Regions from separate parts of the Mus musculus genome. Here all the other regions are linked to region 3. Evidence: chromatin loops called from intact Hi-C (ENCODE). Cell type or tissue: heart. All regions are shown on one strand.

Region 1 (5,000 bases), 200 kb before region 3:
GTTTTAAAGGCACTCTAGTATACTAAGCAAGACACAGAAAACAAGACACTCTGGTTTTGTTTAGGACATCATGGGAAAACAAAACTGGCAGGGATTAAAACAGAAGCAGGTCAGGGCTTGTAAGGGGATGGGAAGGGAGAAAGAGCTGACTACAAAGAAGCGCAAAGGGAACTGGGGATGTAAATGATGAAAACGGTCTCAATTTTGCGGTAAAACCGCAAGTCAGTGAAGCCTACCTGAAGAGCACACCTAAAAAGGGGTTCGCATACCTAAGTTACATCTCAAGAAAAAACAGTTCCCAACAAAGGGTGCACACTGGTCCAGAGCGCGCCTCACAAAGCCCCCGCTGGCGCCGGGCCAGACGAGCCACCGCGCCGGCGCGAGCAGGGCAGCAGGGAAGGATCCTGGGGCACCAGCACAGCACCGCACCGGGGACACCTTACCGATGTTCCCCTCGATGGAGATCTTCTTGATGCGGGTCCCCTCGGAGCTGGTCGAGGGAGAAGGGCAGAACCTCTTAGGTGGGGTGGCCATGCCTAGCTCCAGACGGCTCGGGTGCGGAACCTGCAGGGACACGGCGGCACGGGCGGCTCCGGGTTGCAGCGTCAATCTCGCGCCGGCGGGACCCGCACTTTGACTTTGGCGCGCGGAGGCGCAGGCGATTGGGCAGACCGTGGAGAACCCGCCCTGACGGCCCCGACTCCCACCCTATACGCCTCGCCCTCGCGGGATCTGCATGTCTGTGGTTCCTCCGGGCGGGCCGGGCGTCCCAGGAGCGCAGGGTAGGGGGCGGGGCTTGTGAGGAGAACCCTGAGAGAGCCGGGCGACTGACCGTGCGCGACGAGCTGTGAGCCGGAGGGGGCGGGGCCTGCGGGATGAGCAGTGGGAGGGCGGGGGGCGGGCCTTGCGCAATGAGCTCATTCGAGGGCAGGGGCGGAGCTTGAGCGAAGCGCCTAGGGAAGAGTAGGGTCAGGCTTTTCTGGACCAGCCCTTTGGGATCCTGTCAGGCTTCGTGGTTTGAACTTTTCCGGGAAGAAAAGTAAGAACTAGTAATTTCAAACTAAGAGCCTCAGTAGGTGTCTCTCACAGAAAACGTGTAGCTGTCCGTCACTGTCTTAAGAGTTATTTCGTTAACCAGCGATCTAGTACCATCCACCATACAGGATAGTGCCTAGAATGAAAGGAAGGGAGGGAGTGGCTACTGGTTTAAAGTCTGGGACCAGAAGTGAGACTGGAAACTGGCATCATAACACCCAAGGTCTCCACTTTAATTTGCATGCTACACCGTGCTGTTTATAAAGTTACCTAACACTAGGTATGTTTCTCAGCAGCATGGCTATGACTTAACATTGCATGTCCATGGCCTAACATGTAATTAATGTTTAAAGTCATATACACATGTTTATACATAGAGATGTACTCTGCACACACACACACACACACAGCATTCTGCTAGGTTGAGCTAGAGAGAGGTGCTATTTAATCAGGGTATAGACCTGGTAAAAAGATTACCCATCTGGAAGTCAGATTCAAATTATCTACAAAAACAAAGGAACTTATTTTTTTTTTAGCGTGTAACTATCATTTGACCTAAAATATGTCCTAAAAATGGACCTAGCAGCGGAGAAATGACGACTTCTACAAAAAAAGGAGCAGGTATTAAAGTGAGTTGTTGGACTGGCTGGATTTAAGGCCCACTCCATGAGATGTAACACATATCTGACACTGCTCAGGTGGCAATCCAAATACTGTTCTGCTACAATAACTGAACAATAAAATGATACCTAGTGATATCCTATAGGTCAGTATCTCTTGTAGCCAGCATCAGAGATGCTTCTTTCTGCAGAACCAAACCCACAAAGGCATAAAGTGCAGAGAGGGAGACCTTGGCATACTCTGCTTTAAATGGGATGTCTCCACCAAAGCCCTCTCCTCAGGGCTCTGGGAACCTTATGGAAAACGATGGGGAAAGTCTAGGAGTCAGAGGCAATGGAGGACACCAAGGACACAAGGCCTTCTAAACCCACCATGACCAACACACACATGAATTCACAGTGAGGCAGCATGCATGTTCCCTGCATAAAGCTAAGCCAGTTGGGGTCCTAGAGCTGAAAAAGTGGACACATGGCTCTGACCCTAGCCCAGAAGTTATTCCAATTGAAAACTGCTTGTAAATGAAAAAATTAGTTTTCCCTAACATACTCTCACTGGGAATACAAACCACTCTTAAGGAGAGATGCCATGCCCAGCAGCATAGATGGCCAACACAAAACCAACTCAGTGGCAGTTCTAGAGATCCCTGGCTCCAGAACTTAATGTTTTGTCTGGGTATTAGTTTTGTCATTATACATTTTCCCCCTTACTGGTCCTTCTTATTTATCTTACTACTTCCAGTGTCGTTTTTACGGAATTTCTCTGTGTGCTAATGTATGTCTCTGTCTGTCTGTGTTTCTTGTGCCTTTTCTTTGGTTTTCTCCTAGTAGTTTGTTGGCTTCAGCCTACTCTGATTGTTTTTAATTTTCTCTTATTTCATTACTATTTGCAGATGTTGCTTGTATGCTGATGATAGTAAGACTCTGGATATGGGTAGGGCGGAAAGACAGGATCTGGAAGGAGTTGGGGAAGGGAATCCATAATCAGAATATATTATATGAAAAAATATACTTTCAATTAAGACACTGGAGTGATGGCTCAGGGATTAAGAGCACTGACTGCCCTTGTAGAGGACCCAGGATCAATTGCCAGCTTCCATATAACAGCTCACAATCACCTGTAACTCCAGTTCCAAGAGGACCAATGCCACTTCTGACCTCCACAGGCTCCTGCATGCACACAGTGCATATATGTACACTCAGGCACACACATATACACATAAAACTCTGTGTGAGTGTGTGTGCACGTGCGCACACTCCCACGCATGTCGGGCTCCAGCTTGGCTCCTGGCTTCTGTGTCTTTTTTTTTTTTTTTTTAAATGTGAGTATACTGTAGCTGTCTTCAGACACACCAGAAGAGGGCGTCAGATCTCATTACAGATGGTTGTGGCCACCATGTGGCTACTGGGATTTGAACTCAGGACCTTCTGAAGAGCAGTTAGTGTTCTTACCCACTGAGCCATCTCTCCAGCCCCCCTTCTGTGTCTATTAACACAAGTGGACCTGCACACACATAAATGTCTTCCTGAGTAGTGTGGCAGTGGTCCATTATGATTGACAATAGCCACTATTCAAAATATTTCAACCTTAAGATCTAAGCACAATTCCTGTAACATAAAATTCTCCAAATAATACTTTAATAATACTCTGGAATATACATTTCCTTTTATAACTTCAGATCTTAGGGTATATTATTCTAATGTTACTAATATTATTTAATGATTTATAATAAAGATAAAATGGATCATTTCTTAGTTCAGTTGAAAGGTCCATAAATATTACATTATTTTGCTGTCATTTTTTTTTTCTCTCACTGCAATAGTACACACTAAAGAAAACATTAGTTTTAACTGCAGGCATATAAGAACCTTCAAGTCTGAGAGCCAATGACTTCTACAATTTCTGAATTTTAGTATGTGTGGTACATAGATGGTAACTACCAGTGTTGTAAGAATTACTGAAAGTGCTGCCTAACAAATTTTGAAATGATCAATTTGTTCTAAATACCTTTACTTTTCTTTGAAATGTTTTCATTGTAAAACTACCTACAGTAAAAATAAACTAATGCGAAGGCAGGATTCATGGCCAAACAAAAGTATTTATTAGGGTTTTTTTCCTTATAAACATTTTCTTCTAAAGAAAAAAAACCTAAAATGTAAATACCTCCCATTCTGCCACATAAGACTGTATACATTATTTACATCTATCAAATAAAACATATTACAGATTTTCTGACATTCAGTGTTTCCTTTAAAATAACAACAGTGAAACAACTTTGATCAATAACTAATTTGCATAATCTTGGCACAACTTACAATATGGCGCCTACGTTGCATTTCATATTTTAGATATTTTTGCCCATCTAACTATCTTACTAGAGAACCTGTCCCCCGTGACTGCGGACTCTTGTCTCCGTGCATGTCTTAAGCAGTTGCACAGTGAGAATGCTGCCCTGCTGCTCCCATTACCTGGCACCTGCAGCATTTCTGATTTCTATCTTCAGAAATGATTTCTATTCTGACGTTAAGTATTCCTTATATGCTGTCTTCACAACATTATTTCTACCAATAATTTTAAGTAATAACTTAAATGTATAGAAAAAAATCAAATATAACAAAGGTATTTCCTAAAATATTAGTGATCTCACCACCCTGGTTATGCATATACAAAAATAACAAATACAGTTTAATAGCTGTAAAAAACTATTTTCCCTAAAATATAGTCATTTCTGCAGGACAATTTAAGGAGGAGAGTGTTCTTAAACGAAAATACACTAACCTATTTTACAACTTATACAATTATTTCAAAATCAAAACTAAAACTCAAATTTGTGCAAAAGTAGAAGAAATTCCATAAAGGAATAATTATGAAGGAGAAATTAAGAAATTGTCACATTATGTCACTAATAACTGCAGCTCTGGTGACAAAGAAACTGTCAAACAAACAAACAAAAACCTGTATGAATCTCTAACAATGGTGAACTGTAAACTCAGCCTTGAGTGCCTGTGAGCAGGTATGTATGTGCACATGACACAGACATGAGTGGGAAAACACAAATCTTAAAGGCCAGTGATTTCGCTTCCTGGTTGTCTGAGATTTTATCGCAAAGCTTTCTACTATGCAGCACGATACTCAAAAGAGAAAGGAGGGAGTGAAGGGGGAGAGGAGGAGTTTGTACCACACATACAAGGTGGCCCAATATTTTAATTTGCATTTTTTCTTTTATCAGAATACAAATTATCATACTATGAGTGATAGACAGAGAGCAGTCTTATACCTTCAAAATGAATTCTCTTAGAATAACTACTTAGGAAAGCCTTAAAATTTCAAACCATTTGCATTCAGAA
Region 2 (5,000 bases), 63 kb before region 3:
GTTTGCTCTCAGACAGCATACAAAGAACTGTGCCCTTCGATGCTGTGTCCTCGGCATGGGAGGCTGTACTCAGTACTTGTTCTGTGAAATCACCGAGTGAGTGTGATATGATGCGTTCTAAGCTCTCCCTAGCGACCCGAGACATCACAGCCTATGCATACAGCAGTTACTCCTGCGGTGTCTCACTGCACTCTGTTGTTAACCTGTCTCAACAGCATTAGTCAGGTGTCTGTAACTCACATGGAGACAGACACAGAAAGGTAAGAAGAGTAGAGCTCGTACTGGAGTGTCAAATATCACCACAACTTAGCTTGGCTGATGTCGTCACAGAGTTTTACGGCCATGTTTACTTCTTGATTCCCCAGAGAAAATTGACTTAAAATTGTTCTTGAATTTGCTAGCTGGAACTAAGACTACTCAAAATTTACATTGATACTGTGAAAGGTTGCTAGGAATGAAGAAAGGAAATAAAAGGGTCCTTTGTCACCATCCTTTCTGTAGGTACCATCTGAAGTATGAATGTCAATATGCTAGCTTCCTCTGAGACGAAAGACATCAGTCATTATAGCATGGTAGAAAATCAAAAATAAATACATAAATAAAAAAATATAAAGGATGCCACTACCAAGCACTATTGTGGAAAACCCCCAAGCTGCTCCCAACTCATTCTCAAGTGTTTGCCTTCCCGGTCATCCAGGCAGTCGAGACAGATCTAGAAGTAACAAACTGCGACTGCGAGGTTACAGAGACACCGAGGGCACAGGTTTGGCTTTAAATTAGCCCCAAGTCACAAGTCAAAGGCAAACTGACTGTAATAGCTGGTGCAGGCATTCCTTCCCGGCCCTGCGATTCGGGTAGAAGGCGGCAAACTGACCATAAACACATACAGCTGGTTACTGCCTTTCCATCTTAGACACACCCTCACAGCCAGGCTACCTAGAGCCCAATTAGTAGACCATGAGGAGAACTCCGGCAACTGAAGTAAATACGTCTTCCCTGCCCCTGCCCGCCAGGGCAGAGCATTGACGGCTTTTGCACCCAGGCTCAGGTTACCGGGCCTTTTCCTTTCCCACTGGGATGTATCTTTTCCTTGTGTACATACAGATGGGATTTTCCCCTCCTCAGCTCCTTGGCAGCTGTTATCACCCGTGGCTTGCCTGCCTGGCGTTTTCCCTTAAGTTCTAATAAACTGTGCCTGAGTTTCCTTCTGAGGTTTTATTTTTTTGTAACGTGCATGGGTATTCTGTTGTATGTATGTCTGTGTACCATGTGTGTGCTTGTGCCCACAGAAGCAAGAAGACGGCATCAGAGCCTCTGGGACTTGAGCTACAGATGGTTGTGCGTCCTCATTTGGGTAGGGGGAATTGAACCTGGGTCCTTTGGAAGGGCAGTCAGAGCTCAAAACTGCAGAGCCATCTCTCCAGTCCCCAGGCCATCTGAATATTACTTTATCAATGTGACCAAAGATCTGCAAAGCATACTGTACTCTGCCTCTGTGCATACAGGAACTTGAAACTGATTATAGGTCATTTAAGAATAGATTTATGCTGAGTGCGGTGGCTCACACCCTTAATCCCTGGACTTAGAGGTAGAGGCAAGTAGATCCCCATGAGATCAAAGCCAGCTGAAAGTTCCAGGCCAGTCAAGGGCCACATGGTAAAAGCCTGTCTCAAGAGAGAGAAGGGTGGTAGTGGTGGGGAATGGCTTTCATAACAGAACTTACGAAAGTTCTATAAGCTACAAACAAGATAATAATTAATCACTATGTTAATAATTCTTCTAAAATTATTAAGCCGATTTTAACACAAGAATATCAAACTGATCCTGGCAAGTTTGAAATACCTGTGGGAGTGAAAGGTAATATGTCAATCAGTGTGGAAGTGAGAGACGCAAGCGCACAAACATGGGTAAGGGATTAAAATAGTGGATGCTTTACCCACCACTAGGAATGCAGAAGGTGGCTTAATCCATGGCTACGATGAAGCATACATATCATATGTTCTGTAATCCTTAACTGAATATCTGATTTAATCTCTGGTTACAATCTCCTGATGACCCCTTATTGCCTCCCACGAATTAGCTTGGACTGGTAAACAGGAACGCTCCATGTATTTGGTGAATACTGACTCCACCGGTCCTTAGTACTTTTATGTTTTATGTTTCCTTTCTCTGTCAATAAACCCCCAATAAAACAACTTTATTCGTTCTTTACTTCAGATGTCTGTTGAGTTCTTCTACATAGTTCTTCTGGTCTAGGATCGCAGTAATCTGTCCATCCCTGGAGGAAACAATGATGGAGGAAACAGGTAAGATGGAAGACAGGAATACCGAGACCCCATCCCTCACCCCAGCATCCATAAAGCAGGAAATAGGAATACCAAGACAGCATCCCTGTTCTTATGACAGACTCTTGCTACACAGCCCTGGTTGGATGGGAACTCAGAGACCTGCCTGTGTCTGCCTCTTGAATGGTAGGATTACAGGCATGAACAATCACCCCTGGCTTGTTTCTTTTGGAGCATTTCTTATCTCCCAGGTTCAGCCTGCCAGGGTAGGACATGGGTGTGGCACAGCAACACCCAGTCTGTCTAGAGTTTCAAGACCTACGTCAAGCTATGGAGAACTGGCTGGACGTGGTGACTTCACACCTTCGGATTCTACTGCTGAGGAGTAGAGGCTGCAGGAAAGCCTCGGGTTCAAGACCAGCTTCATCTACACAGTGAGCCCTAGGACAATATGGACTATGATATGAGTCTATATCTCAGAAGAGCAAAACAATATGGAGAATTGGACTGATTTTATATCTTTATCACCTCTGCCCCCAGAATACCTAGCAAGAAAAGCATTCACCTAGAAATCCTTCTAACTGTAGGCCCAAAGCAGGCATTTTGTCGCGACTTCATTAAAGCTATATAATCAAATATTCTTCTGCCAAATGTGCTAAGGCAATATTGTTGTAAACTACCCATGGACGCATATGTTACATCAGAGACAAAAGAAATTTAATTTTTTATACATACCCTTCACTACCTTTACTACTGTTTCCATCTTTGAGATACATCGAAAAATCTATAACTCCAACCTACAGAGAGAATTTTCAGAAGTTAATACAAAATTTGGTTCTGCTGCTTTCTAGGCACAAAAAGAATTATAACCACGATAATCACCTGAAGTTTGTAATGAACATTTAACACTTTATTATGACTATAATGGTAAGGGAGAAATGAGAAGAGTCAAGGTAAGTGGTTGAGGGTGCTGCTCACCAGCAGAGCATTCACTAGCAGGTAGGAGCTAAGCTGTCACTTCCATGCTCGCCACACACACATGCACACACACACACACACACACACACACACACACACACCACGGCCATCAAAAGTAACAAAAGTAAAAGAAAGCGAAGACAATTCATGACAGTTAACAGAATCCTTTGCATAAAGAAAAAAGTTTAAATTTTCTTTATCGGCAATTCTGCTACAAACTTTTTATTTTCTTCTATAAAAACTTTTAAAATTTAGTTACAGAAGTTTTTTTTTTTTTTTTTTTTTAAATAATTTCTCGCCAGACGATGGTGGCGCACGCCTTTAATCCCAGCACTGGGGAGGCAGAGGCAGGCGGATTTCTGAGTTCGAGGCCAGCCTGGTCTACAGAGTGAGTTCCAGGACAGCCAGGGCTACACAGAGAAACCCTGTCTCGAAAAACAAAAAAAAAACAAAGAACAAACAAACAAAAAATAATAACTTCTCCCAGCTTGCAAAGCAACGGGTGTCCCTGCCTTCTCTTCAGCGAGTGTCCTTGTTCAACCCTTGCTCTTGCTTTTCTCCCTTAAGCTTCTCTGCACTTTCCTGTCTCATGCCATCTCTGCCCTCCTCCATCTCTGTCAGCATGTCTGGTCCCCATTTGTGGTCTCTTATTTAGTTTTATAGTTAAGCAATTTTTAGTCAGAAGCTACACCCATAAGTCTCACCTACACAATGGCCTAAACCCGAGCTGAGTAAGGACAGCCACAAAGGCAAGTCAAAGTGGAGGAGAAAGCCCAGCAGGCCCAGCCGGCTGCACACAGACAACTACGGGCATCTAAAGGTTCCTGAAAAGGCGACATGAATGTCCAGAGAAGAGCACACTGCTCATCATGCGGACCTAAAGCTCAGCCCTGAAAACTCACATACTGATAACACCGAACAGACCGAGCAGGTTATGTTTAGGGGCATTTATACCTATGTACACATATACAGATACACATATACATATACACATATACATATGTACATATATACATATACATATACACATATACAGATATAAATGTAACAACAATTTAAAAAGGGGAGGTATGAAATTTGAAAGAGATCAAGGACAGGATTGTTGGAAGGTTCAGGGGAGGGAAGGGAAGGGGAAATGATGTAATTATACTTTAATCTCAAAAGCATAATACAAAGTTATATTACAATCCAAAACCTAATTCCTTTGTGTGTTTTACTGAATCAGAGAAACAAAAGCAATTTAAGCTCCCCGCATTCTTAGCATAACCCCACAAATGGCCACTGCTGACATTCTGGTGTCTGTTTCAACTAAAGGACATCTTCAGTTTTTCAAATAGGCCACTTTATTACACATCTTATTTCTTTTTTTTATTAGATATTTTCTTCATTTACATTTCAAATGCTATCCCAAAAGCCCCCTATACCCTCCCCCCACTCTGCTCCCTAACCCACTCATTCCCGCTTCCTGGCCCTGGTATTCCCCTGCACTGGGGCATGTGATCTTCGCAAGACCAAGAGTCTCTCCTCCCACTGATGGACAACTAGGCCATCCTCTGCTATATATGCAACTAGAGACACAGCTCTGGGGAGTACTGGTTAGTTCATACTGTTCCTCCTATAGGGTTGCTGACCCCTTTAGCACCTTGGGTATTTTCTCTAGCTCCTTCATTAGGGGCCCCTTGTTCCATCCAATAGATGACTGTGAGCATCCACTTCTGTATTTGCCAGGCACTGGCA
Region 3 (5,000 bases):
TTTAAAAAGCACCTCCTTCCTTCTGTAGTGATGTGGTTATAATAAGAATTCATAGAAATAGAAAAGGAACAAAAGAGGTGATTCCTTTGAAATGAAAATTATTCATCGTGGAGAATTTGCTTATCTTTACCTCTGCTGTACAAAAGAACGCCTATCAGAACTCTCCTATCTGGAGATTAGAGCACACAACTCAGAGGAAATGTTATTTTTGCAAGATTCAAGCAGATCTGCCTAGGACCACGTTTTAGGTAAGAAGAGAGCTAACACTGGCCTTTCCCTAGCTGAATCCCGAACTTCCTTCCTGCTAACCCGACACACACCATCTGATCAGTTTGGATCTCGGATGTTTGATTAAAGAGCTCAGTCATGGAAGACAAGGAATCTGGGTCATGCTTGCTTCATAAAACTGTTACTGAAAACAAATCATGTAATTAGTCTAATCTTCGGCTTCCTCAGCTGAAAAGGAGGTTGTCTGTTTTGCTCACAGAGACTTGATAGCGTTGGTAATCGCGGTGCTCGCACACAGGAGACATTCAACAAATGTTTATCTTTTCCACAGGGTTGGATGGGGAGGCAGAAAAAGCCAAGTCAGTTTCTTGGCAGCAGAGAGCTGTCAAACCAAGATCTGCATCAGGGAGCTTTAAAAATAAGGAGGGAGGGGAGCCTCACTTACCCCCGGGGAACTTTCCCTCCCTTTTCAGAATTCCTACCTATAGCACGGTATTTGGCATTTACAGCATCCTTTGAGTTGTCAGAGGTCTTTTCATAATTTTAACTAAGGTCTTATCTTTTTTAAACCATCTCTGACACTCCAGTCCTGTCATTACATACACTCACAGACCCACTCAAGGCCAACAGCAATAAACATTTGTTGCCTAAAACAGCACCAATGGGGGTTCGCTGATTTTGGGGAGGGTTAGAGTGTGGCCAAGGCTTTAAGGCGTGGAAGCGTCTCTCTGACAAAAGACACAACACTGGGAGGTGCCCTTTCTAAGCCACACTTTCCCTTTCCTTCCTCTCGCGTACCTCGGGACCATTTCTTTTCTTACTTGGGTGGGGGTGGGGGGTGAGGGTCACCGCTTTCCCTCATGGGTTTGGGGGGACGCTCAAAGAAATCCCCCTGGCTCGGCCGAGGCCGCAGGGCGGCGGCGCGGCAGCCACACCTACTTGGCCACCGCGGCTGGGAACCGGTGGGGGCGCGTCAGCCGGTCCCGGACGCCAGCTCCGCGGTTCCTCCGGGAAGGGCGCCAGTGCGCGGCGCCGCCGGCCGGCGCCAGGGGACGCCGCGGCCCCAGCACGTGGAAGCCGAGGGGGAGCGAGCTGGCGGGGCCGCGGCCTGGGGCGACCGAGGGGTGGACACCGCCGAGGGGCACGCCGCCGCCTCCGCCCCCGCGCGCGGACCCCACCCCCGGCCCGCGCGGCTCCGAAACCCGGCGAGAGGCGGAGCTCCACTGAGCCCGTCTTGCTCGGCCGGCCACCGCGTCCCCGTCCCGGTCCCCGTGCCCAACACTCACGGTGCTTGCCTCCGCCGCCGCTGCCGCCGCTCGGGTAGCTCAGCAGCAGGAAGGGCAGCGGGGAGCCGGGCGACGGCGGGGTCCTCCAGGCGCGCTGCGGTGGCGGGCGCGCTGTGAAGCCCGCGCCTCCATCGCCCGGGTAGAGGAGGAAGAAGGGGGCGGCCACCGGCGAGTCCGGCTCCGAGGGCCCCGCCTCGTCCTCCCGGTCCGCGCCGCGGGCGCTAGCACCGCGCGGTTCCAGCGGCTCGGAGGGGCGCCGCTCCCCGCCCCTCTCCTGCTCTTCGCCGCAACTTTCAGCAGCCGCGCCGGGCGCCGGCGACTCTGCCATCTCGCTTGCGGCTTCGCAGTGCAGCCGCCTCGCCAGGCCCGAGGCTCACGGCGAGGATCGGATGCCCCGCCGTGCCCGCGCCGCCACCGTCCGCCGTTCGCCGCCGCCTGGGCTCCGCGTTCCGCCCGCCCCGCCGGGGCCCGGCCAGCTGAGGACCGCCCCGCCCCGACGGCGCGGCCTGCCCAGCACCGCCTCCGGCCTCCGCCCCGCCTCGCTCGCCGCCCCCCGCCGCGGCTCGGCGCCCCTAGGGGGCAGCGTCCTGCTCGTCCTCCGCGCACCTTCCGCTGGGCTCCGGAGCGCCGATCCCTCCGGATCACGGGGCCCAGAGTGAGCCTGGCCTGGTCCTCTGCTACCCGGCTGGACCCTGCTGGCCAGGTGCTTGAACCGAGCGGCGTTGTCTGTGTGTAACCGCCAACTTCGCGGGTCACCGGAGAGAGAGGCGCAAAGATCTGGGCGGAAAAGGCCAATGCTCGTATTTTTTTTTAAAGACCCCACCCCCACCCCCTAAGTATTAAACTACGGTTTGCTGTTTACACACTAGACCTTCAACGGGTTGGCTCACGGTTTTGATTCAGGAACTTTAAATAGGATAAACTAGAGGAGACAATAGTCTTCCCACCGGTTTTTGTTCCATGTTCATGAGGTCGATTTAGAAACCGTTGTGTTTGCTCTTACTTTGTTCTCCAGATTTCCAGAACGGCAGGTGCGTGTGGGTGGGTTAAACCAGCTACTTCAAACTTTATAGGACACTTGCCGATTACAGGTTGATAGTTTTCCCTTTCGTAGTATTTGTCTTTTGTTAGTAAATTAGCCATCCGTATTTTATTTCATATATTTGAATCGGTACGTGCGCAAAGTAAACCCGCCCCCCCCCCCAAAAAAAAGAAAATTCCCAGTTTTTTGTTTTAATCGAGGGGGTAGGTGGGCTCACTTGAAGCCCAGGCTAAGCTGGCTTTGAAATTCCTGCCTTGGCTTCCAAGAGGTGGTATTTACAGGCTAGATGCACTGCTGACACTCCTCTGGGGTGGATTGCACTTTGAGATAGGATAGCTTTGAGTCGCAGACTCCTATGGAATCAAATAGAAATTACTGTCTGGACGTTTTGTACACTAGCTTCCATCTTCTCTAAGCCTTAACTCCGTAGAGAAAGTGAAACTTTCAGAAAGAAAATATATTTCTTATTCTCCGTAAATTGCTGAATTGCTACTAGAAATCATCACGGGAGTTCTTTAATGCCAGTCTTGAGGTTTTTAAAACAAGGAATATTTGAAAAGGAAGCTAACTTTAAACACCCTTAGAAAATTAACTAGTAGCTTTCAGTTTCTGGTATTTCCTTGACCCGTTGATCTTATTAGACCTGCCTAAGTTATTTGTCCTCTTGTGTAAAATTATTCATAGAGATTTTGTAAAAGTTAAAATTAGAAACCTAAGTAAACCCTCTACAGCATGGTCTAACAAGATTGACTAGTTCCTATCTACTTGTCATCGCTTTGACAAAACGATGTTTGTTTTGAGACAGGTCTCACCATGCAGGCCAGGCTGCTGACCTGGCGTTCACTGCGATCAGGCTGAACCTAAACTCACAGAGATCTGCCCACCTGCAGACTGCTCCAATCACAGAGGTGGGTCAAGCCTATCTAAGATGTAACTTTTTTTTTTTTTAATCAAATAAAAGCATGGAATGAGAGTTTCCATCATATCTTTGGTCATCTTGGGAGTTTGTTGAGTTTTATTTTTAAGATGTATTATTTATCTACTTAATTTACCCACATGCCTGTGGCTGTTTGTGTATATGCCCTGTGCCCGGGAGGCCAGAAGACAGTGTCAGATATCCTGGAGCTGTGGTTACAGGCAGTTCTGAGCTGGGAACTCGAATCCCCTGCAAGAGCACAAGAAGTGACGATCCATCTCTCCAGCCCCTTGTTGTTGTTGTTGTTGTTGTTTAAGAAGGTTGGGGGTGAGAGGTGAGTATCCTCCTGATCTGGGAGCCTTTGAATGCTGGGATTACAAGCATGCACCAGTATAACCCAGCTCATTTGAATCTTTTGAGGCGTGAGAATCTTTTTTTTTTTTTTAAAGATTTATTTATGTATATGAGTACATTGTAGCTGTCTTCAGACACACCAGCAGAGGGCATCAGATCCTATTATAGATGGTTGTGAGCCACCATGTGGTTGCTGGAAATTGAACTCAGGACCTTTGGAAGAACAGTCAGTGCTCTTAACTGCTGAGCCTAGTGTGAGAATCTTGATAAAGAATCTTGCCTCCTAGGAATTGAAAATCCTATTAAATAGGAAAAACCAATGCTTATGCTTTAGTTGGGTTTCTTTTTTTTTTTTTTTTTTTTTTTTGTTTTGTTTTGTTGTTGTTTTTGGTTTTTTTCGAGACAGGGTTTCTCTGTATAGCCCTGGCTGTCCTGGAACTCACTTTGTAGACCAGGCTGGCCTCGAACTCAGAAATCCACCTGCCTCTGCCTCCCGAGTGCTGGGATTAAAGGCGTGTGCCACCACCTCCCGGCTGGGTTTCTTACTTTTTTTTTTTTTTTTTCATCTAGAAACTCTTTAAGAAACTCTTTATTCTTGTCAGATCACATCCTAGAGGTGCTTTGCAGTCTTTCAGCTGCAGGTCGGGGTCAGAGATGATAGTGTATAGCTGGGATTTTGGCACTTGGAAGACTGAAACGGGTGGGGGGGATCATGATGGACTGAGACCAACTTTAACTACACAAGGAGCTCCTGTCATAAGGAAGCAAGCAGACAAAGAAATATGCAAGTCTCAAGAAGAGGAACAGAATTTCCACAAATCATAGTTAGGAAGACAGGTAATCGACAAGGGAAGTCACGAAACTCAAGTCTAAAAGCATCTAGCCTCATCTCCTGAGTGAGCAAATGGCAGGTGACAGCCCTGTGAGAAATGTGTTGTTTATTACCCCCTCTACAAAGAAAGAAAAGAAATCCCTTCTAGCTTAAATGCCAGGGTTCTCTTTGCTAAGCCTAGTTATCATAGCTTGACAATCTGTGTATTCCCGCGTTGAATTGTTTTTTATGCTTCTCTGCTTTTCATAGCAGCTCTGTGTTTTGCTACTGCTAATTAAATGACAGTGTAATGAATACAAGGGATCAGCTGAAATATGAGCCTCTTTAAATGTATAGGCAAGG
Region 4 (5,000 bases), 110 kb before region 3:
TGCGCGCCCAGGGCCGGTTACAGTGGAGTTTTAAAACGTATGCATTTTTGTTTGTTTTTTGAGACAGTATTTGCTCAGACTCTGTTGGTCTCCAACTGGTACGTAGTCCAGGCTGGCCTTCAACTCCTGCTTCTGCCTGAGTGCTGGGATTAAAAGCATGTGCTACAATCAATTTTTAAAGTCTGGTGTTCCGAAACTCTATTAGTTTCAATTTACAGAACTTGTTATTTTCTCTGAAATCTAGTGCTAAGCCCATGTCTCTGTAGTTCACCCGGGGAAAGCTCTGAACATATGAGGCACACATGGCACTGCACCTGGCTGGCTGTCGGACAAAGAAATAAATCTCCAGCTTCTTTCCTTTATAATCCTCCCAACTTCCTCTAAGCGAAAAGGCTTTCTATTTGGATCCTTGGTTTTATTACTGATTAAATGCTAAAAGGTAGGCTGGGTGTGGTGGCCCATGCCTTCAATTAGGATGCAGAGGCAGGGGATTTCTTGTGAGTTGGATACTAGTCTGGTCTACACAATGAGTTCCAAAACACCCAGGGGTACAAAACAAAACAAAACCCTTACAAGCAGTATACAAACCTGTCTATGTATTTTAGTAATTTAGGGTTTTAGTATTTTGATTTATACATTTTGAATGGTTGCTGCAACTATTTTTTTTTTTTAAAGCCTGGTGCATCAGTCTGTATCTCTAAACTCAGTGCTGAGGAGGTAGAGGGACTCTGGGGAGTGTCTCTGGACAGGCGGGTCCGTGGAAAGAGTGAGCTCCGGGTTCAGTGATGACTGTCCAAAAACAAGGTAGAGAGTGACGGAGGAAGACATCTGATGTGGACCTCTGGCCTCCACAGCACACACACAAGCAGCAAGGGAATGTAATAGGAGCAGAATCTGCAATAATTCTACAAGTTTGTGTTCTGGGATAATCAGCAACGAAGGGATAGCCCATTTTCTCTCCTGAAAGCAAAGCGTAGGGTCTGTTGAGATGACTGAGTGGGTAAAGCACTTACTGCCAAGCCTGAGATCCACATGGAAGGAGGGACAGAGCACTTGCCACAGCACTGTGGGCCTGGGGACCCACGATAAACACACAGATGCAATACAAAAGAGAAACGTTTAATAGAACCAGGCTGGGAATGTATAGCTCAGTGGAAAACGTCTTACGGAGGGTTCGGGAGGCATCTCTGGTCCCCAGCCTGACAGGAAAAGAAAAACCTCTAGGGCAGAGGTTCTCAACCTGTGGGTTGAGATCTGCTCCTCAGGTGCCAACTAAGACCATGGAAAAAAGACAGATATTTACAATTCACAACAGCAGCAAAATTGCAATTATGAAGTAGCAATGAAAATACTTTTATGGTTGGGGGGGGGGCGCACCACAAGATGAGCTGTTGTAAAGATGTAGCATTCGGAAGGTTGCCAGCCACTGCTTTAGGGTTTGTGTCTCACCGAAGAAAAGAGGAAGAACCTCTTCTACACATCTCGGGTATAAAAGGAACAAGCCGGTCAGGTTTTCTATTCTTTCCTTCTTGGACAGAAATATGTTTTCATTTGTGAAATACCTGGTTTTCTTAAATCTAAAAGGAGTCCAGAGTAAACAAGCCAAAGTTTAAGCCCAACCATCTTAAATGTCTCAAAGGTAACTTATCAGAACGTAACCTTTCAAAAGTCTGTACTGGGGCTGGAGAGATGGCTTATGGGTCTAGAGTGCTGGCTGCTCTTTCAGAGGACCCAGGTTCAACTCCCACCACCTGCATGATGGCTCACTGCTGTCTCTAACTCCAGGGCCAGGGGATCCGATGCCCTTGTCTGGTCTCCGTGGCCACACCCATATATTAATACATTAAACTAATAATAAAAAAGTCCGTATTGTTTTAAGATGAATACCATAGGATGACTGCCATTACATAGTTAACTTAAAAAAAAAAGTTTTAGAGCTGGCACTGGGATAAAGGTGAAACAGTGGAAAATGTAGGCGGTTTCTTTACTTCTGGAAGTTGAACAAGAATTGAATTTCAAAAACTTTGAAATATGTTAAGATTTTCCACGATAGAGAGCCCTATATTGGTCTCCTCACCCCCACGAGGAGGTTGGGGTGATCTAAGCGATTACCCTGCCACGGAACTACACTACCCAGTCACAGAGATGCCTCCTAACCCCACCCCCGCCACAACCAATCAGCCTCTCCTTCATATTTTTACTCTAAGAACTCCCATTTGTCTTTAGTTTTTTATTTTTATTTTTTTACCTTTGACAGGTCCTTGCCACATAGGAGAAAACTGCACAACCACTCATGTATTTATTTGCAAATCTCTACACCTTCACTTGTGACTATATTGTCTAAGGAAGGCTTTATTTTATATAATATATGATAAATATTATATACATATCTCACATATACTATAAAATCAGTGCTTCCGTTCAAAACAAAGTTGGCCTTCTGCACGAATTTTGAGGTTGGGGTATCAACGCCCCCTCAGCGTCGTCCCAAAACGTTTTAGAGCTAGGTAACCCATTCCTTCCGGAAACTTCGCCGGGCCTCGGTGACCCGCAGACCTCAGCTCTAACCTGAGCAGGAGAGCCTGGGACAACTTCCACTCTGGAGGCGCTCAGGTCACCCCACCCACACCCTTACCGGCGGGAAAGCCCCGCCCCGAGGGCGGAGCCTGGGCGGGGCCGCTCGCTCACCTCCGCCTCCGAGCCTCGTCTCAGCCCCGGGTGCGCGCGGCGCATGTGCCCGGTGCCCCCTCCCCCGCCCTGGATTCCACTTCCCCTCCGCTCGCGCCACAGCGGCCACCTCCAGGCCCCGCGCCGCCTCCGGAGCCGATGGCCGGGACGCGCTGGGTGCTAGGCGCGTTGCTCCGGGGCTGCGGCTGCAACTGCAGCAGCTGCCGGCGGACCGGCGCCGCCTGCCTGCCTTTCTACTCCGCCGCCGGCACCTTCCCGTCGGGCGTCTCTGGCCGCCGCCGCCTGCTGCTACTCCTCGGGGCCGCCGCGGCCGCCGCTTCGCAGACGCGGGGCCTGCAGCTCGGGCCTGCGGCCGCCGGGAGGCTGGCGGGTCCCATCCCTGCCCGTCCCTCCGCCGCCGCGGCCGCCGCCGCGTCCTACTCGGCCCTGCGCGCCCCGCTGTTTCCGCGATCGCTGGCAGCCGCCGCGGGCCCGGCGCGGGGTTACAGTCAGGTACGTGGCGCCGCGCGCGGGACCCTCGGCGGCCGCGCGCCCGCGTCGGTCTGTCCGCGAGCGCCCCGCGTGCGCGCCCGGGGATCCGCGGCACGCACCGCACCCCCGCCTCCCTCCCGCTCCGTCCTCCTATTGGGCACGGGAACAAGGGACGCTCTCACGGCCCCGGCTCTTCTTGTTTTGTTCCCTCCGAGTCTGGGCGGTTGGGCAGTGTAAGTGTGGCTGGGGTGAATGTAGAGGCCTTGTTTCCCGCCGGGCCCATGGTAGGTTTTGGGGGCGCCGCCGACGCCCCCCACCCCGACTCCCCCCTAGCCTTATGCCCGCTGGAGGTGAAGCTGAGCGGCCAGAGCCCGCGGAGGGTCGGGGCCGGCCGTGCGTGCGGTGGGAGCGGTAGGCCGGGCGGCTCGGGCCTCCTCGGCCGGCCACCGACGCGCAGCCCCGCGCGCACGGGAGCGTGGGCTAGCCTGGGACAGCCCCCGCGCGTCCCTCTCCCTTGTCCGCGGGGAGAGGCGGGCGGTCCACCTGACTGAAGGTCACCTCTGCAAGTCCACTCGCCTTGACAGAAGGACCTTTGGTGCAGCGGGGCTCTGCGGACGCGGAGAGCTGTGGGGAGACCGTGGGAAACTGGGAGAGAACGTGTGTGTGTGGGGCGGGGGCGTCCGTGGGTGAGGACTTGGGGGCTTCGGTTGTCACTCCACGATCTTTTCCCTTGTTTCCCGTCTTTTCAGAAAGACATTGTAAGAATTCATATTGCAAATATTTGGTCCTCTGTATATGTGGGACATTTCTCTTTTGCGGTTTATGTGGCATCTGGGAAGTGTCTACCTAACCTGGTAACGCCACTGGCCATGTTTATCTTAATTTAGTTTTGCGTCTGCTTGAATTAGTGATATCTGGGTGGTTCATCTGCATGGCTGATGTCTGCCAGTAGCTGAGCTAATTGATTTGAATCCCGGCCCAATACTTTCTGCTGCACTATTTATTTATTTATTTACTTATTTATTTTGTAAAGATGTTTATGGAATTCTGGGGAAACAGAAAGTAGCAGTTTGAGCCCCCTGCCGCGCCTGTCTCTGCTGTTGCCTTTTCTGTTTTTTTCCCTTATCCACTTTCTCTTACATTAGTCTTTTCAAGGCGTTTACCCATGTCCCAATGCCTTTTTATTAACTTCCTTTGCCTACAAAGTGAAGTATCCCTTCATAGAGCCCAACACAAAATAGCCAGCTGCTGTGCCTTTTGCCTTTGGCTCTTCATTTTACTGTCCAGTTTGGGCAAATGTGTTTGCTGTTTTTCACATGCTAACACTTCCCCTCCCCTCCCAAATTGTAATGTCCTATCTTTTATATCTCCCATCTTTATTCTTTTTTTCCCCTGTAGTTTTCTATTTTTTTAATTTACAGGATTTTGTATTTTTATTATAACACTTAAGGCATCTTGTTCTGTATCTTGCCTTGTTCCAGATAATCAGTGCTTTGAGATGATGGTTTGAGGTTGTGTTTTGTGTATGGGGTGATTTTCAATTAAGCGGTATAATTTGTCATTGTATGGCTTTTAATGAAAGTACTCTTACTCCCAGGGTTTGGAAAGTAGCCCTGCCCTTAGTGGTAGTACTACCACTGGAATGTACTTGTATATCACCTTAGGATATAAAATATAAACGTAAACCAAAGCCATCCTGGTATAGCTAGCCTGGTAGCCAGCACTTGGGAGACTGTGGCAGGATGGTGGTGCATTTGGGGTAGCCTAGGCCACATGGGCGAACACTTTTCAAACGAAACAAAACCAGAGGGTGGAGAAGTGTGCTTCTCACCTCTGAAATA
Region 5 (5,000 bases), 160 kb before region 3:
TTTAAAAAATTGCCAGATTAAATTTTGTTTCTTTTTTAGACAGTCTCAGTATTAGCCATGACTGACCTTGAACTCACAGAGATCCACCTGAATCTGCCTCTTAAACGCTGGGATTAAAATTGTGTGCCACCATGCCTGACTTCCTCCAGATTAACATTTTTGATTGTTAAAACTGATAGGCAAAACCTGTTGAGGGTATGTTAAGGGCAATCCCTACCTGAAAAAGCTTTCTATTTGTGACCTTGCTAGAAAAATTGTTTCTCAAATAATACAAACTCTCTAGATGATCACATTAGTTATAGCAATATATAACTAACATTCATCAGTTAAAAAATGAACTCATCTACCACATGCCTCACCTAATACTGAGTCACATAAAAACAGGACTCTATTACATGTGTATTCAGGGAGCAGCACTAGCCCCTTTCCAATCACCAAGTCAGCCAAGTATGGCCCTCCTATACTTCAACCATGTTAGCTTATGAGTTCCAAAAGACACAAGCCTGTCAGCTGCATCCATCCACACTGCTATTTTACAGCTTTTATCTTCTTGAGAACAGAATGAAAGCAATGTCAAATTACATTCAGCATGAGAGTTGCTTGGGTATGCTGATTAAAGGTGAACTGTGAGACAGACAGCTTACTGTAGAAGCCACTGGGTTTCTCTCCTCTAGTACTGGCAAACTCAGGATCAGCCCTAGAATAAATTTACTATTGAGTTCAAGGTATTAGGCAGGCTGACACAAGCCAGACCCTGTGCCTAGGAGAAAAATGTGTCCAGGGCTTTTCATCGTGTTCAGCTTTGCCCCAACACCCTAAAAAGAAATGGTACCCTAGCTATGAGCATGTGGAAATAGGGGTGCTACCAATGTAGTGACTGAAACTATGGGGGTGGGGAAAGAGAATCTGAACAGAAAAAAATGGCTAAATTCTGTTTGCTCCACAACAATAAAAGAGCATTTATGAGGTAGATTACAACGCTGAAGGGTTTGTTTTTATTTTGGTTTTAAATTAGAATTCTGAGCACCTGGGTGACTCTGAGAAAGCTTTCAAAAGAGTTCCTCTTCAGTGTAACCTCAAGGACCTGAAGCTCCAAGCCCTTTCTGTCTTACTTTTGTGCTCTGATCCCCACCCTCACCTCAAACTGGTCTGAAATACACGGGGAGTAAAATAACACCCAGCACTAAATGTAACACTGAAGTTGGTCTTAGCAGACGACTGGAGAACTACAGCCCAGTGGACCTAAATCAACCCTGAGAACAATACCCACATCCTATCTGGAAGGTGAATGAAAAAATACAACCTCTACAAATCAAGAAAGCACTGCAAGAAGCAGGGTGCTAGAGTCCCCAGACCCTCAAGCAACCCTGTTTTGAAATCCCCTCTATGGAACTTGGCTCTCTCCCTTTCTCAACCCTAAGACCTAACAAAGATGTAAAAGGGGTCTGAGTAGTCAGATAAGAACAATCCATCTTCCAGGCTTGGGACTCAGAAAACAGCAACGGGCAGCTGGCACTGAGCCGGGAGACCTGGCAAGTGTTGGATGACAGTCAGGAGAGTGGGGTGGGAGGTAAGCATGGAAGTACACACATGCACACACGAGTGGGAGGTGAGCTTGCAAACACACATATCTCTATCAAGAGAAAGAGACAAAAGGACAAGAGACAGAGGTGGAGACAAGCAGGCAGGCAAGCGAAGATGGAGCCAGGTAGAGAAATGCAGAAATAGACACTGGGGTCCATGACCCAGGTAGCACACTGGGACCTGAGAAGCAGCCAGCACCCCCAACCCCACCCCGACAGCACCAAGTGGACAGGGAGGCAGGGCACCCCAACAGAACATGAGGGTAGGGAGCAGTGTTCCCCCCACCCCCGCCCTCTGACAGCACCAGGAGGATGGAAAGGCAGGGTCCGACAGCACCAGGAGGACAAGGAGGCACGGCCCTGAGAGCAAGCACCAGGAGGAAGGGGAGACGGGGAAGGGCAGCTCCAAGACAGGGAAGCAGAGCCGGGCAGCACCGAGGACTAGAAGGCAGGGACGGGCAACACAAGGAGGACAGGGAGGCAGGGCTCCCAGACAGCACCCGGAGGACGGGGAGGAAGGACCGGGCAGCACCAGGAGGACCGGGAGGCAGAGCCGGGCAGCACACGGAGGACGGGGAAACAGGGCCGGGCAGCACCCGGAGGACGCAGAAGCAGGGCCCGGCAATAGCAGGAGGACGGGGAGGAAGGGCTGGGCAGCACCAAGAGGACCGGGAGGCAGGGCCGGGCAGCACACGGAGGACAGGGAAGCAGGGCCGGGCAGCACTCGGAGGACGGAGAGGCGGGGCTCGGCAATAGCAGGAGGACGGGGAAGCAGGGCCGGGCAGCACCAGGAGGACGGAGAGGCAGAGCCGGGCAGCACCAGGAGGACGGGGAGGCAGAGCCGGGCAGCACCAGGAGGACGGGGAGGCTGGGTCGGGCAGCACCAGGAGGACGGGGAGGCAGAGCCGGGCAGCACTAGGAGGACGGGGAGGCAGAGCCGGGCAGCACCAGGAGGACGGGGAGGCAGAGCCGGGCAGCACCAGGAGGACGGGGAGGCAGAGCCAGGCAGTACGGAAGACTAGAAGGCAGGGACCGGCAACACCAGGAGGATGGAGAGGCAAGGCTCCCCGACAGCACCAGGAAGATGGGGAGGCAAGGGCCGGGCAGCACCAGGAGGACGAGGAGGCAGGGCCCCGAGAGCACCCGGAGGACGAGGAGGCAGGGCCGGCCAGCACCCCGAGGTCGGGGCCTCTGGAGCCCGGGGCCCAGGGGGCGGCGGAACAAAGCCGGCGCTACTGGACTACTTACAACAAGAAGCTCATGTCGGCCGCGGCGTGGGCTGCGGGCTCGGCTGAGCGAAGCCTGGGGCGGCGGGCTTGAATCAGAGAAAAGGTGGCGGAGGGGGAAGGACGCGCGCCGGCGGCGGAGCGGCCGCGACTTCTCCGGCTTCGCTACTTGCCGCGGCCGGCTGAGGGGCGGAAGTGGAAGGCCAGGACTCGGCAGGCTCACCGGACTGGAAGCAGAGCGGCCGAGGAAGCACCGCCCGCCGCGTCCTCCTCGCAGCCCCGCGCTCCCGCGCCGAAGTCTCGCGAGAGCGAGCTCTGGCGCCCCGCCCACATTAGGATTACCTTCGGGTCACCTCTGCCTCCCGCACAGTCCAGCTGAGAGCTTGCCCGAGCACGTGACCTGGGGGGTTCGGAGCCCAGCGGGGAAGTGGACCTCCGTTCCAGGACGCCTGGGTCTCATGGATAGGGAGGGAGTCGCCATCAGAGAGGACAGCGGAAGGCCTTGGACTCGCTTTCTGTGCTCTGATTTAGGCAAGCACCCCACGAACTGAGAGCCACATCCCCAGTCCCTCTACGCCGCCCGCACTTAAAAAAAAAAAAAAAAAGTTTTTCTGCTTGTAACGACTTGGGGGGAGATGGAATTTTGGGAAAGGGAAATAAATGTTTTAGGAGGTAAGATCTTTATTTGAACAAGCTAGCTGTCTAGGGAAACGGAGGGAGCCCAGGAGAGCTGAGGACCAGATTCCCTGAGGCAGGGACGCTGGTTATCCATGGCCATACGGATTAACTAGTTGTGGAGTCCCTTCGAAGAACTGATGCCCAAAACGCTGGGAATTATTCAGCCAGGCGCTCGAAGGAACTTTAGTTCTCACCTGCTTAAGAGGCTGAGGGCAAAGCTTTATGTTTAAAGACTGTTTGATGGCTCCTGAGATGATTCAGCCAGTAAAGGAACTTGCCACCAAGCCTGATCGCCTGGAACCCACGCGGTAAAGAGAACCAGTTCCCACAAGTTGTCCTCTCATTTCCACACAAATTAAATAAATAGATAGTGCGTGGTGGTGCTTGCCTGAATCGCTATACCTCAGAGATGGAGGCAAAAGGATCACAAGTTTGGAGTAAGCCAAGACAGCACAGGAAGTTGTTTGTTTGTGTGTTTGTTTGTTTGTTTGTTTGTTTTTACCATAGGAGACAGTGGTATTCTTTACTCGCACCTGATGCTGAATCGAGGAATTTAAGTGGAACAGTGTGCAGATAGTAGCCCAACTTGAGCTTAGCGTTCCAAAAGACAGAGGATTCCTGAAAGTGATGCAAATATTCAATTTATCCGATTTCATTTCTACACCAGTAGTCAGCCGCGTTGGCTAAATGGTTTTAAAAACCTAAATGCAAGAAACCCGAACCTTCTATTATCTCAGGAACAGCAAATAATAACGTGAAAAGACAGCTTCAAAAGCCTTTAAGCCCAGAACTGGGAAGGCAGAGGTAGGCAGATCTGTGTGAGTCTAAGGCCAGCCTGATTTACATATGGAATTCCAAGCCAACCAGAAATAACATAGTGAGCTGCTGTCTAAAAAAATCAAAAATAAAAAAAATAAAACAGACAGCAAAAGGATTTACTATGATAAAAAAACAGTAAGTTGGTGATGTAAAAGCCTTATATTCAAATCTTGATATAATACTACTTACTATACCATATATAATTCCATAAAGGTCTTCCAAAGGCGAGATTTACCTCACCAGGTTAGAAACTATTTGAGGAAGAGTAGTTGAAGGAGCAAGTCAGAGCCCCAGTCTCACCCACTCTTAACTGTAGTTCTGGCAGCCAGACATGGCTGTGTGCTTAGAAAAGAAGGCTACCGAGACAGGAGAATTAGTTTAAGACCGGCCTGAGACTGTATTTCCAGACACTGGCTCAGAGAAACAGTATAGTAAAGCTTTTGATATTTTAAAATCTTTTGATTGGTTTGTGGTTTGTTTGGTTTTTTGGGGTTTTTGTTTGGTTGGGTTTTTTGTTTTGTTTTGTTTTGTTTTGTTTTTGTTTTTTGAGACAAGGTTTCTCTATTTAGCCTTGGCTGTCCTAGACCTTGTTCTATAGACCAGGCCAGGCTTGTACTCAGAGATCTGCCTGCCTCTGCCTCTGCCCCACTGTCCCTCTGCCCCTCTGCCTCTGCATGCTGGGATTGAAGGCATG

The links. A loop is a pair of places that touch in the nucleus more often than their neighbours do. Peaks named below come from ENCODE experiments on the same cell type or tissue, not always from the same donor. Only the 100,000 strongest peaks of a DNase experiment are listed, where the experiment ranks them.
Region 1: it touches region 3 in a loop (3-fold over the local background); 15 of 42 quality-filtered maps call a loop at or near these places.
Region 2: a loop joins it to region 3, with 2.1 times the contacts of the local background. A loop is called at or near these places in 4 of 42 quality-filtered maps.
Region 4: it touches region 3 in a loop (2.6-fold over the local background); 13 of 42 quality-filtered maps call a loop at or near these places.
Region 5: a loop joins it to region 3, with 7 times the contacts of the local background. A loop is called at or near these places in 4 of 42 quality-filtered maps.

What each region holds. Positions count from the first base shown.
Region 1 is chr5:88,760,790-88,765,789 of GRCm38, reverse strand. Dck (deoxycytidine kinase) reads right to left here and starts at 777. Exons shown (of 7, transcript NM_007832.4): 1 at 444-777. The coding sequence starts at 534. In heart, a CTCF peak has its summit at 3,006 (motif pointing right); a DNase peak (open chromatin) is centred at 759; H3K4me3 peaks cover 1,461 bases; H3K27ac peaks cover 1,622 bases.
Region 2 is chr5:88,625,303-88,630,302 of GRCm38, reverse strand. Rufy3 (RUN and FYVE domain containing 3) reads right to left here. Exons shown (of 18, transcript NM_001289774.1): 6 at 3,021-3,082; 7 at 2,213-2,278. Among named protein-coding and RNA genes, the nearest start is that of Grsf1, 48 kb to the left of the region's middle. In heart, no CTCF peak of the experiment used is centred here; no DNase peak of the experiment used is centred here.
Region 3 is chr5:88,561,991-88,566,990 of GRCm38, reverse strand. Rufy3 (RUN and FYVE domain containing 3) reads right to left here and starts at 1,951. Exons shown (of 18, transcript NM_001289774.1): 1 at 1,515-1,951. The coding sequence starts at 1,842. Gm42107 (predicted gene, 42107) reads left to right here and starts at 1,433. Exons shown (of 2, transcript NR_168902.1): 1 at 1,433-2,217; 2 at 3,362-3,551. In heart, CTCF peaks have their summits at 1,195 and 2,123 (motif pointing right); DNase peaks (open chromatin) are centred at 1,250, 1,690 and 2,070; H3K4me3 peaks cover 3,064 bases; H3K27ac peaks cover 2,517 bases.
Region 4 is chr5:88,673,938-88,678,937 of GRCm38, reverse strand. It overlaps Grsf1 (G-rich RNA sequence binding factor 1), which reads left to right and starts at 2,767. Exons shown (of 10, transcript NM_178700.5): 1 at 2,767-3,180. The coding sequence starts at 2,827. In heart, no CTCF peak of the experiment used is centred here; DNase peaks (open chromatin) are centred at 2,717 and 3,357; H3K4me3 peaks cover 2,702 bases; H3K27ac peaks cover 1,855 bases.
Region 5 is chr5:88,718,953-88,723,952 of GRCm38, reverse strand. Mob1b (MOB kinase activator 1B) reads right to left here and starts at 3,082. Exons shown (of 6, transcript NM_026735.2): 1 at 2,832-3,082. The coding sequence starts at 2,845. In heart, no CTCF peak of the experiment used is centred here; DNase peaks (open chromatin) are centred at 2,212 and 3,122; H3K4me3 peaks cover 4,252 bases; H3K27ac peaks cover 4,297 bases.